Regions from separate parts of the Homo sapiens genome. Here all the other regions are linked to region 2. The links are chromatin contacts, found by Hi-C or POLR2A ChIA-PET in ENCODE. All regions are on one chromosome and are shown on one strand. Each heading gives the region's core, a stretch centred on a gene start or an enhancer-like site at or near the end of the contact. The rest is flanking DNA. Distances are from core to core; before and after follow the strand shown.

Region 1 (4,497 bases), core at 163-2,662, 440 kb after region 2:
CCAAGGATGTTGGCTGATCCACAAAGCTGGTACAACAACAAAACAAGACATGCAAAATTCCAGCAAAGGAGATCCAAGAAACCAGCACCTGCATCCCAGAGCAACTTCTAAGGACAGCAATGACATGCAGCCCAATTAAGCAGGAAATTTCAAAGCCCTCCACTTTAGGTCCATAGCAGCTGGAATGAGGAAGAAAAGGACAAATCAGTGCTCAATAGCTTGCCCTTAGATTTGTTATCGAGCTAGAATAACAAGCAGTTGTCATATTTCAAGTGTGTTTTAAAAGTCCTGAATCAGATAACTATCATGCCTTGCATTGTTCTTGAAAATGCAAAAATAGAAAAAGGAAGAAATTATCTAAGAGCAATAAACCAAGGAAACAGAGACCAGGCAGGGGTGGGGCTGCAGATCATCACTACTGATGCTTATGAACATTTACTACATGACAATAGTTACTACATGACAGAGTTAGACACAGTTCCAATCTCTCTGTCCAAGAGAAAGAAAGAATAAGAGAATAAAAAATGTAGCTATTTAAAAGAATGTAACGAATTAATAACAATAGAATAAGAGAATAATGTAACTAATGAAAGAATGTCACATTTGTATTTTCTAAAGAAGGCAGTTTAGGGTGACCCTAATGTTTTTCAACATTAATTTTTTTACTTTATTATGTTGTTAGGGAACATCAAAAACACAAAGTACTGTACTAAATATATCACATGTCATAAAGACAGTACACATTGGGTGGGTCAATGACTGAGGCTTGCCTGAATTAGCTTTAATTGATTCACTTAACATCTCCAAGCTTTTCCGGGCTGTTTTGTAAGTAAGTATGATTATATACAAGGTGATACATAAATATTTAACATAAGCATATGTATATATCTATACATACACATGCATATGTATATATCTATATGTATACATGCATATCTATGTACACACACATATGTGTATGTATGTATATGCATGTGTGTGTATGTTTTTATATGTAATATATTGAGACCATTTGACATACCCAGGTACTGAGCCTACCATCCCACTGAATAAGTTAATTTACTGGGCTCTCAGAGTATGAATCCTTAGCCTTCTCAGAGCACATGCACTGTTTGCTCAATCTGAAAACACGTAATTATTTAACTTGCCTTCTAAAGTAACACCACACCCTGGATATGATGCAAGACCCAGCATTACAAGATAAGCTCTGTCTCAAGTTTCTGCTCGTTATAGTGCCTGAAGTATTTACTCATATGCTCAGGGACTGAAGCAGAAGTAAACAGTCAGGCCAGTATTATAGGGACACCTGTGTTACAAAATTGACTTTCTTATATTGTGAAAGCAATGAATGAAGTTCAGCAGGCCTCCTGTAAGGATGCCGATTCAGCCCACATCACCTTGGTCAAACAGGACTTCAGCCTTATTGCCGCCCTCCCTAACGCACCCAGGTCAGTCTACTTTCCTCAGGTATCTGATCCAAGCTACAAGTCATGGGTCTCCGCTGCAGCACCTCACCTCCTGTTTATCTTCTGTTTGCACCCGTCTTCGGGGAAGTTAACCTTGCTTTCTGTCAATGTGTGCTGCCCCTGGATCTCCAAAGAGGTTTCTGCATGGTGTGTTTAACAGGACTGGACTCTATCTTTACAATTCTACAAAATCAGGCCAGGCGCAGTGGCTCATGCCTGTAAACACCTAACACTTTGAGAGGCCAAGTCAGGCGGATCACCTGAGGTCAGAAGTTTGAGACCAGCCTGGCCAACATGGTGAAACCCCGTCTCTACTTAAAAATATAAACATTAGCCAGTTGCAGTGGCGGGCACCTGTAGTCCCAGCTCCTCAGGAGGCTAAGGCAGGAGAATCGCTTGAACCCAGGAAGTGGAGGTTGCAGTGAGCCGAGATCATGCCACTGGACTCCACCCTGGGCGACAGAGCAAGACTCCATCTCAAAAAAAAAAAAAAAATTCTACAAAATCACTTCGTTTATGACTCCCTCTCTAATTAAACAGAACACGGTGTCCTGGAACAGAGACTCAGGTACAAGTTTACATTTCTATTAGGCTTGATGCCTCATATCTTCCCCACAACAGGAGTACTGAGATTTGATATAGCTGAGTGATTAAGAGCAAGAACTTGGAGAACTAGTTAGCCAGGGTTTGAATCCCGGACCACCACACACTAACTGTGCCTCACTTTCCTTACCTTTATTTTTATTTATTTATTTATTTATTGAGACAGAGTCTTACTCTATCACCCAGGCTGGAGCGCAGTGGTGCAATCTTGGCTCACTGCAACCTCCACCTCCTGAGAATTGAGGCAATTCTCCTGCCTCAGCCTCCCAAGTAGCTGGAACCACAGGCACGTGCCACCACACCCGGCTAATTTTTCTATTTTTAGTAGACATAGGGTTTCACCATATTGGTCAGGCTGGTCTCAAACTCCTGACCTCAGGTGATCCATCCAGCTTGGCCTCCCAAAGTGCTGGGATTATAGGCATGAGTCACCACACCCAGCCTATTTATTTTTTCTTTGAAACAAGTTCTTGCTCTGTTGGCCAGGCTGGTGTGCAGTGGCCTCAGCACAGCTCACTGCAGCCTTGATCTCCTAGGCTCAAGTGATCCTCCCACTTCAGCCTCCCAAGTAGCTGGGATTACAGGCATGTACCACCACACCTGGCTAATTTTTTGTGGTTTTTGTAAAGACACAGTTTTGCCATGTTGGCCAGGCTGCTGGAACTCCTGGACTCAAACAATCCACCCACCTGGCTTTCAGAAGTGCTTGGATTAAGGCGTGAGCTACCACACCCAGCCTTCCTTACCTTTAAGATAGATAGATAGGTAGGTAGCTAGGTAGATAGATGGAAGGATGGATGGATGGATGGATAGATAGATAGGTAGATAGACACAGAGATAGATACATACATAGACAGATAGACAGACAGATAGACGGATGGATGATAGTTAACCAAAGTGCTCAGACTAGTGCCTGGTATGCAATAAATGCTACCTAAGTGCAAGCATAACAAATATGATGATAATGGTACTTCCTATCTGCCTTGGTGTTCAGGAGAGGATGAGGAGGGACGGGGCCACCCCCGTGGTAAGCAAGTGAGGGCATCCCTGAAGTGGCTGCAGCTGTGCTGCACTGTTCCGTTGTCTCCATGGAGGGCCTGACTTGGTGTGACCAGCTCTGCACATTTTCAAGAGAAAGCAAAATCCAAATTTCTGGATTTTAAATTGTTGGTTTACATTTTTAAAAATTAGTGTTTGAGCCAAAGAAAGCATGTCTAGAAGCAGATTTTTTCCCTTAAGTCACCATTTTGTGACCTCAGACACATATGAATCTATAATGTGTGGGTTTCCATTTTTCTTTGCTTATCATCCATACTTCTTTCTCAGCTGAACACCCCAGGGGCAAGAGAAAGCACACAGAAGGCACTCAATGAAACCCAGCTGAACAATGACCTGGTTTGTTAATAAACAAACACCAGTGGGCTTTTCTGCAAGAAAACAATGAGTAACAGTGTCAGCTACATTTAGGAACTTTTTTTTTTTTTTTTTTTTTGGTTGGAGTCTGAGTCTCACTGTCACCCAGGCTGGAGTGCAGTGGCTCAATCCCGGCTCACTGCAACCTCCACCTCTTGGGTTCAAGTGATTCTCCTGCCTCAGCCTCCCGAGTAGCTGGGATTACAGGCATGCAACACCACGCCCAGCTAATTTTGTGTATTTAGTAGAGATGGGGTTTCACCATGTTAGCCAGGCTGATCTCAAACTCCCGGCCTCTGGTGATCCGCCTGCCTCGGCCTCTCAAAGTGCTGGGATTACAGGCATGAGCCACTGCGCCCGGCCTAGGACCTTCTCTTAAAGTGCATCTTTAGGTCAAAAAACCAGGCCCTGGGAGCACACATCTGAACAAGATGCAGCCCCTGATTCTGAGGAACTTACAGACTTGTGGGGGACACAAAAGTGCAGACAACTGGCTGGGCGCAGTGGCTCATGCCTGTAATCCCAGTGCTTTGGGAGGCCAAGGAGGGCAGATCACGGGGTCAGGAGTTCGAGACCAGCCTGACCAACATGGTGAAACCCCGTCCCTACTAAAAATACAGAAATTAGCTGGGCGTGGTGGCGCACACCTGTAATCCCAGCTACTCGAGAGGCTGAGGCAGGAGAATCACTTGAACCTGGGAGGCAGAGGTTGCAGTGAGCCGAGATCGTGCCACTGCACTCCAGCCTGGGCAACAAAGCGAGACTCCATCTCAAAAAAAAAAAAAAAAAAAGCGCAGACAATTGCAATGTTTACAAAACACATTGGCATACATTATGTCATTTCACATCATGAGAACCCACTGCAGTAGGTACCGCATGTGATTTTATACCCAATAGAAGAGAAACTGAGGCACAGAGAGGCTAAGTAACTTGTCCAAGGAGGCTAAGTAACTTACCCCACTAGTAAGAGGAGTTGTAACAAGAACCAGTTCTGCATACTCCAAGCCCAGGGCTC
Region 2 (4,649 bases), core at 790-3,289:
CACGCCTGTGGCAATACCTGCCAAGTGACGTGGGGGTGCTACATGTTCTCAGAACACAGCTGCGGCATGGCTGGCAGCTGGCCTGGGTGTGGCTCTTGAGGGGAGCTGCTGGGCTCGGTGCCGCTGGTGTCTGTTGCAACCTCACTTTCCTTATCTGGGAAATGAAGGCATTGGGGGTGGTGGGGGAGTCTGTCTGCTCTGTCCGTCAATCGTTATTACTGAGGCTCACACATTGTTGAAAAAGTCAAAGAATGTTTTAGGAAAACACATTTTGTAGGTATTTGTTCATTCATTCATGGATTGATTTATCCTCTCACTGAAACTTTGTTTTTACACACTGACTCTGTGCTAGGTACTGAGGGTACCAAAACCAATAAGACTGGATTTCCTGTGCTCCTGGGCTCACAGTCTTGTGAGGAAGATAGATACATATGCAGATCATTCCAGAAAAACAATCTGCTTAATAACAGAAGTGTGTGTACTGTGTTCAGCCCTGCCTGGTAGTGTTGAGAAGGCTGACACGAGGGCCAGGTCTTGCAGGAAGAGTAAGGATGCCCAGATGGTGAAAGCATATTTCAGAGGAAAGTCTAGAGCTTGCAGAAAAGAACTTTACCTGAGAGCCATGGTAAGGCTGAAAAAGAGTTTAAGGAGGCAGCAAAAGGCAGAGAAGGAAACATGGATTATCCTGTTCTATATTGGATTATCCTGTTCTATATCCAGGTGAGATTCCAGTTTATCAAGAGAGAAAAAGTCTCCCTTTTTCTTTACACTAAGAAACGCTTGGGTCTTTGCATTGGGATGGCCCAACACTGTTTATATACTACAGAGCAGGCCACTGATGCTTGTTTTTACCAGGCTACGCAGAGGAAGGTATTTCTTGTTGCTATTTCTCGCATAGACCTTTGATAAAGGCTGAAGACTTTATTAAGACTGTTGTGATTCTTACCCTTTATAGAGTCAAAGCCTCCTTCGAAAATGGGAGGAAAATAATAAGCACATAATTTGCGTAAAATTTCAGAGGTTTCCAGAACCATGTTCGCAACCCCCAATGCCCACTCATGCATTACAGGTAAAGACCTTCCACCAGGCTTAGGCTGTGAACCAGGGGACTGGAATAACCCAGCCCAGATATAGAGCTTTATGGCGACCTGGCCTGATGTTGGCATTAAGTTTGGACATTGTTGAGGAAGAAATGTTACTAGGCTGACCTTTCGTGGGCTATGGCCAAGTTTGGGTGAGGGCAGAGTGTTGACAAGTGCCCTTTGCCCTGATTTCCTGTGGCTTGGTGGTCCTGGATCTGGGAAAAGCAGAAGCAGCTTTATAGCTTGGTTTGTTAGTTGCCTGCCAAAGGAGCAGTAACCTGCGATGAGGTTTGTTTGGCACATTTTTTTTTTTTTTTTTGCCATTTATTCACTTGTTATACTCGAGTGTATATGCTGGTTTGTGTACTTTCTTTCGACTGGGGTTGGTGTATCAACTAGAGCAGGAAGGGGTGCGGTGATGACAGAAGTGGACCAAGACCATTCTCAGATGGGGAAGAGTGGAGACAGATGTGTGGGAAATTGACAGGAGCCAGGGGTCAATTTCTTATTGCCAGAGCTTTGAAAGGAAGCGAAATCCTTTTTCAGAGGGCTTTGGCAGGGCTAGTACTAGGGGGAGGCAAGTGAGACCTTTGTCGTGGGTACGAAATGCGAGCGGGTACCCAAAACTCAGTAATCAAGAAAAATAATATTTTAATGCAGTTAAAAAAAATCAAAATGCAAAAAAAAATCATAATAAATAAAGCATTAAAATTTTAAGTAAAGACAGGATGCACTCCTGTACTTGCGAGACTCTGCCTCACTTAATCCTAATCCCCATTCTGGGCTTTCTTTGGAGCCAAGAAATGCATCCCCTCAAAGTCCCAAACTTGTATTTGAACAACACTTGTGAATTGCAGTAAAACTGGTACCTGGGCATTGCTGAGTTAGTTCTTGTAGCTCTCCAGGAAATTTTCCAGGCAGTGGGAGCCCTGCTCAGGTCCAGCCTAACCACCTTTGCCCAAGAAATGTGTGTTGGCAGTGACCCAAATTTTCCACCAGGTGGCACTCTTGCTCCAACCACGTGCCCCTGAAAAGAGGATTCTTAGCTAAGAGTGATTTAAACTAATTGTTAAATTGTGCTTCTTTTTGGAAAGGCTGAAAAAAATCCTGAGCAGGAATTGGGGTAAACAATGATGGGATATAAAGAGTATTTGAGGAGTGTTCTGGAAAACTTGGAGCAAGGTAGGGCCTGATTAGTGGCCGGCCACAGGCTGTGCTGCTCTTCAGCAGGTGAGAAAAGGGAGAATTTTAAACCGCCTTTTGTTCTCAGATGCAATATAAACACATGTGACATGGGAGAGAAATGTGGGATTAATGATTTTCTGTGAAGTATATCCTGGTAACAGCTCAGGCACTTGAGTCAGAAAGACCTGGAATGTTGGTTCCACCACTTCCTAGCTGTGATCTTGGATGAATGACTGGGCTTTGACAAGCCTGAGATTCTGCATCTTTAAATGGGGATGATTGTAGCTGCTCCTCCAGACGGCCATTAGAGGATTAAATAAACGAATGCACATAAGGCTGTTTGCACGGTGCCTGGCACATAGTAAGTGTTCAACAAAGATGAGGTGTTATTATGGACTTTTAGGCAAAGCCTGTCCAGCTAAATTCCTGGGCCTGGCCTCCCTTGGCTGTTGCATTAATTAAGGAGATGACCTCAGGGTGACCCAGAGAAATAACTTGATAATGAACCATGGCTCGAGGAGACTGGACCAGAAGAGTTTCCCACCTGGATAGAGTTTCACAGGTGTGATTTTTGAAACAGGAAATCAGGCTGGGTTCCCGGGCTCCTGAGCAGAACTGTCTCACCCTCTGTGACTTGTACACATCTGACCACCAGGTGACTGATCCCACTTAAACTATGCATTGTTGTGGAAAGTATCAATTTACAAGGATGTGTATTGGAACCTTTCCATGAGTCCAGTCTGTCTCCTTACTGTTCTGAACTCCTGAACTCACAAAGATGCCCCAAATTAACTATCCTTCAATAACAATGAGTTGATAATAGTTCCTGTTTGTTGAGGCTTACTTTATGTCAGTCACTTTAATAAGCACTTTACAGACACAGGTTCCTTCATGTCTCAAAACCACCTGGAGAAGTAAGCAAACCCATTTTACAGACAAACTAAGATTTAAGGAAACTTAGTACCTTAGCAGCTCTCCTTCAGCCAGGAATTGGTATAAACTTAGATCTGTCTGACTTCTAAATCAATCAATCAATTTATCATTGGCCTATCATCTATCCATTTGACAGCTTAAGTACAAACCATTCCAATCTAATTAAAGCAATGTTCCATAGAGACCTCTAGGGTCTAAGAAAATCTTTTTTGGCCTCAATTGAGGCTTCTTTCTTGAAAATATAGGGAGATATTCATGGCTGCACCTTTGCAGATCCATACACACATAGCTCATATATGTGACTCTCTAAGTAGCATGTTCTTACTTGTGGGCACTAGGACCAAGATTATGGTCCATTCTTGTGTCCACTGCACTTCCGGGATTCCCCAGGGAGAGCTCATTTGGGAGGATGGTCTGACAGTGTCATTCTCTGTTCTGCACTGAGCTCCCTTTGCTGGCCTAGGAAAAGCTAGCTGGCCAAAATGGTCTCAGTTTTCAATGGGATGCAGTTGGACAAGAGAGGATGCATCAGACAAGATCAGTTTGACCTTGGCTGCAAGAAGGAGCAGAAGGCAAATGCTATCTTCCCCAGTGAAAAACATCACTAGCCATCCAGGGAGGAAATCTGGTTTTCTCAACTGGAGAAGATAGCTACAGTTCAAAAGTTTAGAGTCTTCTTCGTGAATACAGTTCCTGGCATCAGTTGAGGGATCAGCGTAGATAAGTGGAAGTTCCCACTTATAGCATGTTTGATTTCTTTCCCCCAATGCAGTTTATTACCTCTAAGTTTATCCTGTAGCTCAACTCGGACTAATAAAGTTTTCTCTAGTACAGAAGGTCCATAGAGGATCTACTTTATTAGTTTAAGTGGGTTTTAATTAGTCAATTAGAGAACAGTTTCTTCTCCAGGACTTAAAAACGATTTTGTCAAATTATTTCAATGAAAATATAGTTGGCTTTATTTAGTAACTAAAAAAAGTCACTTCTAGTTTATATTGTTACAAATTAAGGTCAATGAAGTTTATGGATTAAGAGGCAAGAAACAGGCCGGGTGCAGTCGCTCACGCCTGTAATCCCCGCACTTTGGGAGGCCGAGGTGGGCGGATCATCAAGTCAGGAATTCAAAACCAGCCTGACCAACATGGTGAAACTCCGTCTCTACTAAAATGCAAAAAAATTAGCCAGGCATGGTGGCACACGCTTGTAATCCCAGCTACTCAGGAGGCTGAGGCAGGAGAATGGCTTGAACCCAGGAGACGGAGCTTACAGTGAGCTGAGATTGCGCCACTGTATTCCAGCCTGGGTGACAGAGCAAGACTCTGTCTCAAAAAAAAAAAAAAAAAAAGAAAAAGAAAAAAGAAAAGTCAAGAAACAATAATGTGTTTTTCCTTCATACGTAAATATTTTTATTAAAATTAAAATGACCCAAAATAATATAATAACATATAG
Region 3 (4,568 bases), core at 574-3,073, 420 kb after region 2:
TTACATTTACAGGAGTATACATTTGTAAACTTGACTTAATCGGTCTTCATAGAATACTGCACCCAACATCTGCAGAATACACACTTAGTTCATACACCAAAATTACAAAATGCTGGGCCATTAAGCAAGTCTCAACAAATTTCAAGAACTGAAATCAGAGTATGTTACCTGACCACAGGGGAATTGAGCTAGAAATCAATAACAAAACTATATTCACAAAGTAGCCATATGTTTGGAAGTTTCAAACTAACTTCTAACTTTACTTCTAACTAAACCTATAGATTCAGAGAGGAAATCACAGTGGGAAGTTAGAAAACATTTTGAACAGAATAATCATGAAAATATGACAAATCAAAATTCGTTTGATGTAGCTAAAGCTGTGCTAAAAGAAACTGTATGGCCTTGACCATCTCTAATCTGAGAGACAATGTCTTCAAAAAACCTATGGAAAATATTATACTTATTAAAGTAGTGCTCATTCTCATTAATAATCAGGTAAATGTAATTAATGCCTCAATGATATTTTATTACAAACTCACCAGAATGGCTAAAATTCAAAAGACTGACAATACCAAATGTTGAAGAGGATAATTACTGCCTATGCTGCTGGTGGAAATGTAAACTGGTGCAATCACTTTGGAAAATTGTTTGGTGGTATCTACTAAGCAGAAATATACGTGTGTGTGTATATATATATGTCTGTGTGTGCGCATGCACATACTTTTTCTATCAAAGGTTCTGCCCCTCATGTACCTCTAGGCTCACAAGGCAGAGATGTTAAATGCCTTGTGAGTCTCTAGGTGCACAGGGGGAACAGGACATTTGATAGAAAAAGTGAAGAGATTGTAATACTACAAGGCAGTCTTTGTAGTGCTTTGTCTTTTCTCCCTGGAGACTTTGAATAGAAAAATGTTGTGACTGAGTGTTTTAGAGGTGATTATCTGGGAGCCTTTAAGGTTTTGGTAAATGTCTTAGTCCCTTCAGGTTGCTATTAACAAAATATCTTAGACTCCGTCACTTATAAACAACAGAAATTTATTTATTTCTGACAGTTCTAGAGGCTGAGAAGTCCAAGGTCAAGGTGCCAACAGTGTCTGGTGAGAGCCACTTCCTCATAGACAGGGCTGTCTCACTGTGCCCTCACATGGTGAAAAGGAGCTAGCTAGCTCTCTGCAGTCTCTCCTATTTGACAGGGCACTAATCCCAATCATGCGGGCTGCACACTCATGACCCAGTCGCATCTGAAAAGGTCCCACCTCCTAATAGTATCAACTTGGGGGTTAGGATTTCAACACATGAATCTGGAGGGAACACATTCAGACCATAGCAGTCGGTGCTTTGAATACTGGGTCTAAAATCAGGTACTCTGAATATTGGCTCTACATTCAATGTCCTGCTTTTGTCTTTTCTAGTTGTGTGAATTTGGACAAATTACTTAACTTCCCTGGGGCTCATTTACAAAACGAAACAATGTAAGGCTGAAATTAGACCATCAAGGGGCCTAATTAGTGCATATATTAAGACATTTTCCCCTTCTCTCAAAGCAGGTATAGAGAAAAGGAGGTAGGATTTGCCTAAAAGAGGTTTAGGCAAGAGAGTCTCAAGGGATCTTTGAGGGTGCAAGAGGTATAAAAATAGAAAAGATGTCTAGGGTACAAGAGGAGATGAGTCACAAAAGCGAGTAAGAAACTAGGTATATGTGCTGAGGACAGAAGGGAAGGTTGACTGGGCAGTCCTCAGAGCTGCCAAATGAAGATTCTTTACATTATCCCTGACCAGCTATTACGGTCAAGTGGCTCTAGAAATAAGCAATGGAAATGTGCCAGGACAGGAAACCAGACAAGGCATTGCGTAACTCCTCCTGTGTGTGCACACACACCAGTAAGAGTGGGTTTTTCACTTCATCTGGCCTCCCATGGCATCCCGTATATTCCTCTATTTCAGCACCTGTCAGTGTCAGGCAATCAAGTCAATGGCATTTTGGTCCACCTCCCACTACACTATGAATTTCTGAAAAAAAAGGAAACAGCGTTTTATTCATCTTTGAGCCCTACCACCTAGCACAGTGAGTAGCATAAGAGACTCTCAATAAATGTTGACTTAACAAATAGATGAATAAAAGAATGAATGACATCGTTCTGCTTACAGAAATCAGAGCCCTGGACTGCACAGGCACTATGAAAAACCTGCTAAATGGAGCACCCTGAACCTCCCTCCCACAGTTCTCACCCACCTGACCCATAATGTCTCTTCCATCTGACTTGCTCCCACTTTGCCTCCTCCAAATTTCTTCCCAACCTTGCAGGGAGAAGCCCAGAGCCTGAGGGTACATGCCTTGGCTTCTCTTACTTCATCTAAAATATTCCATCAGTTGACTGATGTTAATTTGAATGTTGCTTCTGTTTTCTTCTTCAGATCTAGGTGAAACAAGATTTTTTTTTTCTCAGACAGGTTCTTGCTGTGTCACTCAGGCTGGAGTGCAGTGGTGTGATCACAGCTCACTGCAGCCTTGACCTCCCAGGCCCAAGCAATCGTCCCATCTCAGCCTCCCGAGTAGCTGAGACCACAGGCATGCACCAACACACTCTGCTAATTTTTGCATTTTTTTGTAGAAATGGGCTTTCACCACGTTGCCCAGGCTGCTCTTGAGCTCCTGGGCTCCAGTGATCCACCCACCTTGGCTCCCAAAGTGCAGGGATTACAGGCGTGAGCCACAGCGCCCAGTCTGCAACTAGATTCTTGATGGCGACTGTGACAAAATGATGTTGCCCTCCTCAAGCTCTGCCCCGGCCTTCATTCGTTGCTTCCAGACCAATAACTGGGGTTAGCTCTCAGGGTAGTCCAGGTAGAGAAATACAGACCTGGATGCAGAAGAAAACACCTTATGTTCAGAAAGAGCTGCAGGGCTTGGCTTGGTATCAGCGTGAACTAGAGGGACACAGTGGGGACTGTTTGGAAGGATGATAAATAGGAGAGGGAGGGAACTACTGACTCAGGAACTGTCTTGGAGGTAGTATCAATTTGTTTCTGAATGGTTCCTTGAGGCTTGGACATGATAATGCCTTACAGTAAGTTACAGGAAGAGGCTGCAGTGCCTTGGCAGAAAATTGAGGAAGGGGTCAGAATGCTCAGGGAGATAGGATTGTTCGAACAAACTTATTATGTGACACCTGGACTTCCTGGGAGGGTTCAGGGACATTGCCTTCAAATATATAAGTGAGGGGCAAGAACATCTATCGGTGTGGGGGTGACAACATCTTTGGGAAGCTTAGCAATGATTGTCCACTGTAGGCCAGCATAAGAATAGGTGATTCTGCCATTTAACTGGGCTCCATTTCAAAATAACAAAGACCAGGTGTCTGCTCTTAACCATCAGAGTCAAGATGAATATAAACCATAACAGCCAGCAAGGCCAGAGTGCTTCAGTCCACGAGTTTTTGGTGATGGCTAATAGAGCATGGTGTTCCTATGAGTGAGATAGACAAGCAGCCAATGAGGGTACTGCATGACTTGTATAACAATTTAAAAAATCAAGAGCTGTCAGGAAGGTTGATGGACCCACAGTTTCCAGATCCGAGCCAGTTCTCAGACCCCACAGGCTGCACCCTCTTGTGAAAGGATCCTGCAATGTCTCCCATACTAGTGAAGTGTTTAGGGGTTCAATGGTCTAAGGCATGTTGGGACATGCCCTGTAAGATAAAGAACAAGTTATTAGCCAGGTGCAGTGGCTCATGCCTGTAATCCCAGCACTTTGGGAGGCCAAGGCAGGTGGATCATGAGGTCAGGAGTTCCAGACCAGCCTGGCCACCATGGTGAAAACCCATGTCTACTAAAAATACAAAAAAAAAAAAAAAAAATTAGCCAGGCATGGTGGCACGTGCCTATAGTCCCAGCTACTCAGGAGCCTGAGGCAGGAGAATCACTTGAACCCGGGAGGCAGAGGTTGCAGTGAGCTGAGATCGCGCCACTGCACTCCCTCCTGGGAGACAGAGTGAGACTCTGTCTCAAAATAAATAAATAAATAAATAAAAATAAAACAAGTTATTACACCCTGTACTTACTAGGGCTGAGAAAGAGATACAGTGCTTAGTGAGCCTCTTTGGATTTTGGAGAACTATAAGCTGTATTGGGGAATACTTCTTCTACCAACGTGTTGAGTGACTTAAGAGGCTGTCAGTTTTGTGTGGGGCCCAGAACAGAGAGCTCTGGAGCAGATCCAAGCTGCCACGCAAGATGCCCTAGCTCATACGATCTGCTGATCCAATGATGCTAGAGGGATTTGTGACAGATAGGGATGCCATGTAGAGTGTTTGGCAAGCCCATCGTAGAGTCATAGGCGAGGCTCCTAGAGTTCTTCGTAGCTACCTGCTTCAAAATAGAACAACCCACTGTTTGAAAACCAGCTCCTGGCATTGCTATTGAGCCATTTTAGAGACTGGTCATTTCTCCCACCAGCAAATGCCTCCATTTATTTCTTCCCTTTATATAAAATTCCTTAAAAGAATTTCCATATTCACTATCTCCACCTATTCTTTTTCCATTCTGTTTTGAAACTACTTCATCTTTCA

What was found. Hi-C counts contacts between places; a loop is a spot of excess contacts on that map. ChIA-PET counts read pairs that join two places held with the same protein, here RNA polymerase II (POLR2A). Pooled maps may share reads with other maps.
Region 1: a pooled map shows a loop between it and region 2 (2.3-fold over the local background). The contact joins two enhancer-like sites. A Hi-C loop is called at or near these places in 1 of 168 maps with a recorded cell type or tissue (Calu3) and 5 of 50 pooled maps. POLR2A ChIA-PET finds 5 or more read pairs at or near these places in 3 of 52 experiments (MCF 10A, activated CD4-positive, alpha-beta T cell and activated T-cell).
Region 3: a map of CD4-positive, alpha-beta memory T cell shows a loop between it and region 2 (17-fold over the local background). The contact joins two enhancer-like sites. A Hi-C loop is called at or near these places in 3 of 168 maps with a recorded cell type or tissue (CD4-positive, alpha-beta memory T cell, Calu3 and naive thymus-derived CD4-positive, alpha-beta T cell) and 12 of 50 pooled maps. POLR2A ChIA-PET finds 5 or more read pairs at or near these places in 1 of 52 experiments (activated T-cell).

Annotation. Positions count from the first base shown.
Region 1 is chr4:38,619,984-38,624,480 of GRCh38, forward strand. It overlaps KLF3-AS1 (KLF3 antisense RNA 1), which reads right to left. Exons shown (of 16, transcript NR_171644.1): 6 at 4,439-4,497. Among named protein-coding and RNA genes, the nearest start is that of KLF3, 42 kb to the right of the region's middle. RefSeq lists an enhancer at 2,145-2,997. Within about 2 kb of position 1,413, at least 10 of the 41 ENCODE cell types and tissues checked have a DNase peak (open chromatin) inside an H3K27ac peak, as active enhancers do.
Region 2 is chr4:38,177,757-38,182,405 of GRCh38, forward strand. No RefSeq gene overlaps it. Among named protein-coding and RNA genes, the nearest start is that of LINC02513, 190 kb to the right of the region's middle. RefSeq lists enhancers at 1-77, 1,808-1,977, 2,278-2,337. Within about 2 kb of position 2,040, at least 8 of the 41 ENCODE cell types and tissues checked have a DNase peak (open chromatin) inside an H3K27ac peak, as active enhancers do.
Region 3 is chr4:38,599,633-38,604,200 of GRCh38, forward strand. KLF3-AS1 (KLF3 antisense RNA 1) reads right to left here. Exons shown (of 16, transcript NR_171644.1): 14 at 2,677-2,861; 15 at 2,234-2,417; 16 at 1-2,010. Among named protein-coding and RNA genes, the nearest start is that of LINC02278, 38 kb to the left of the region's middle. Within about 2 kb of position 1,824, at least 4 of the 41 ENCODE cell types and tissues checked have a DNase peak (open chromatin) inside an H3K27ac peak, as active enhancers do.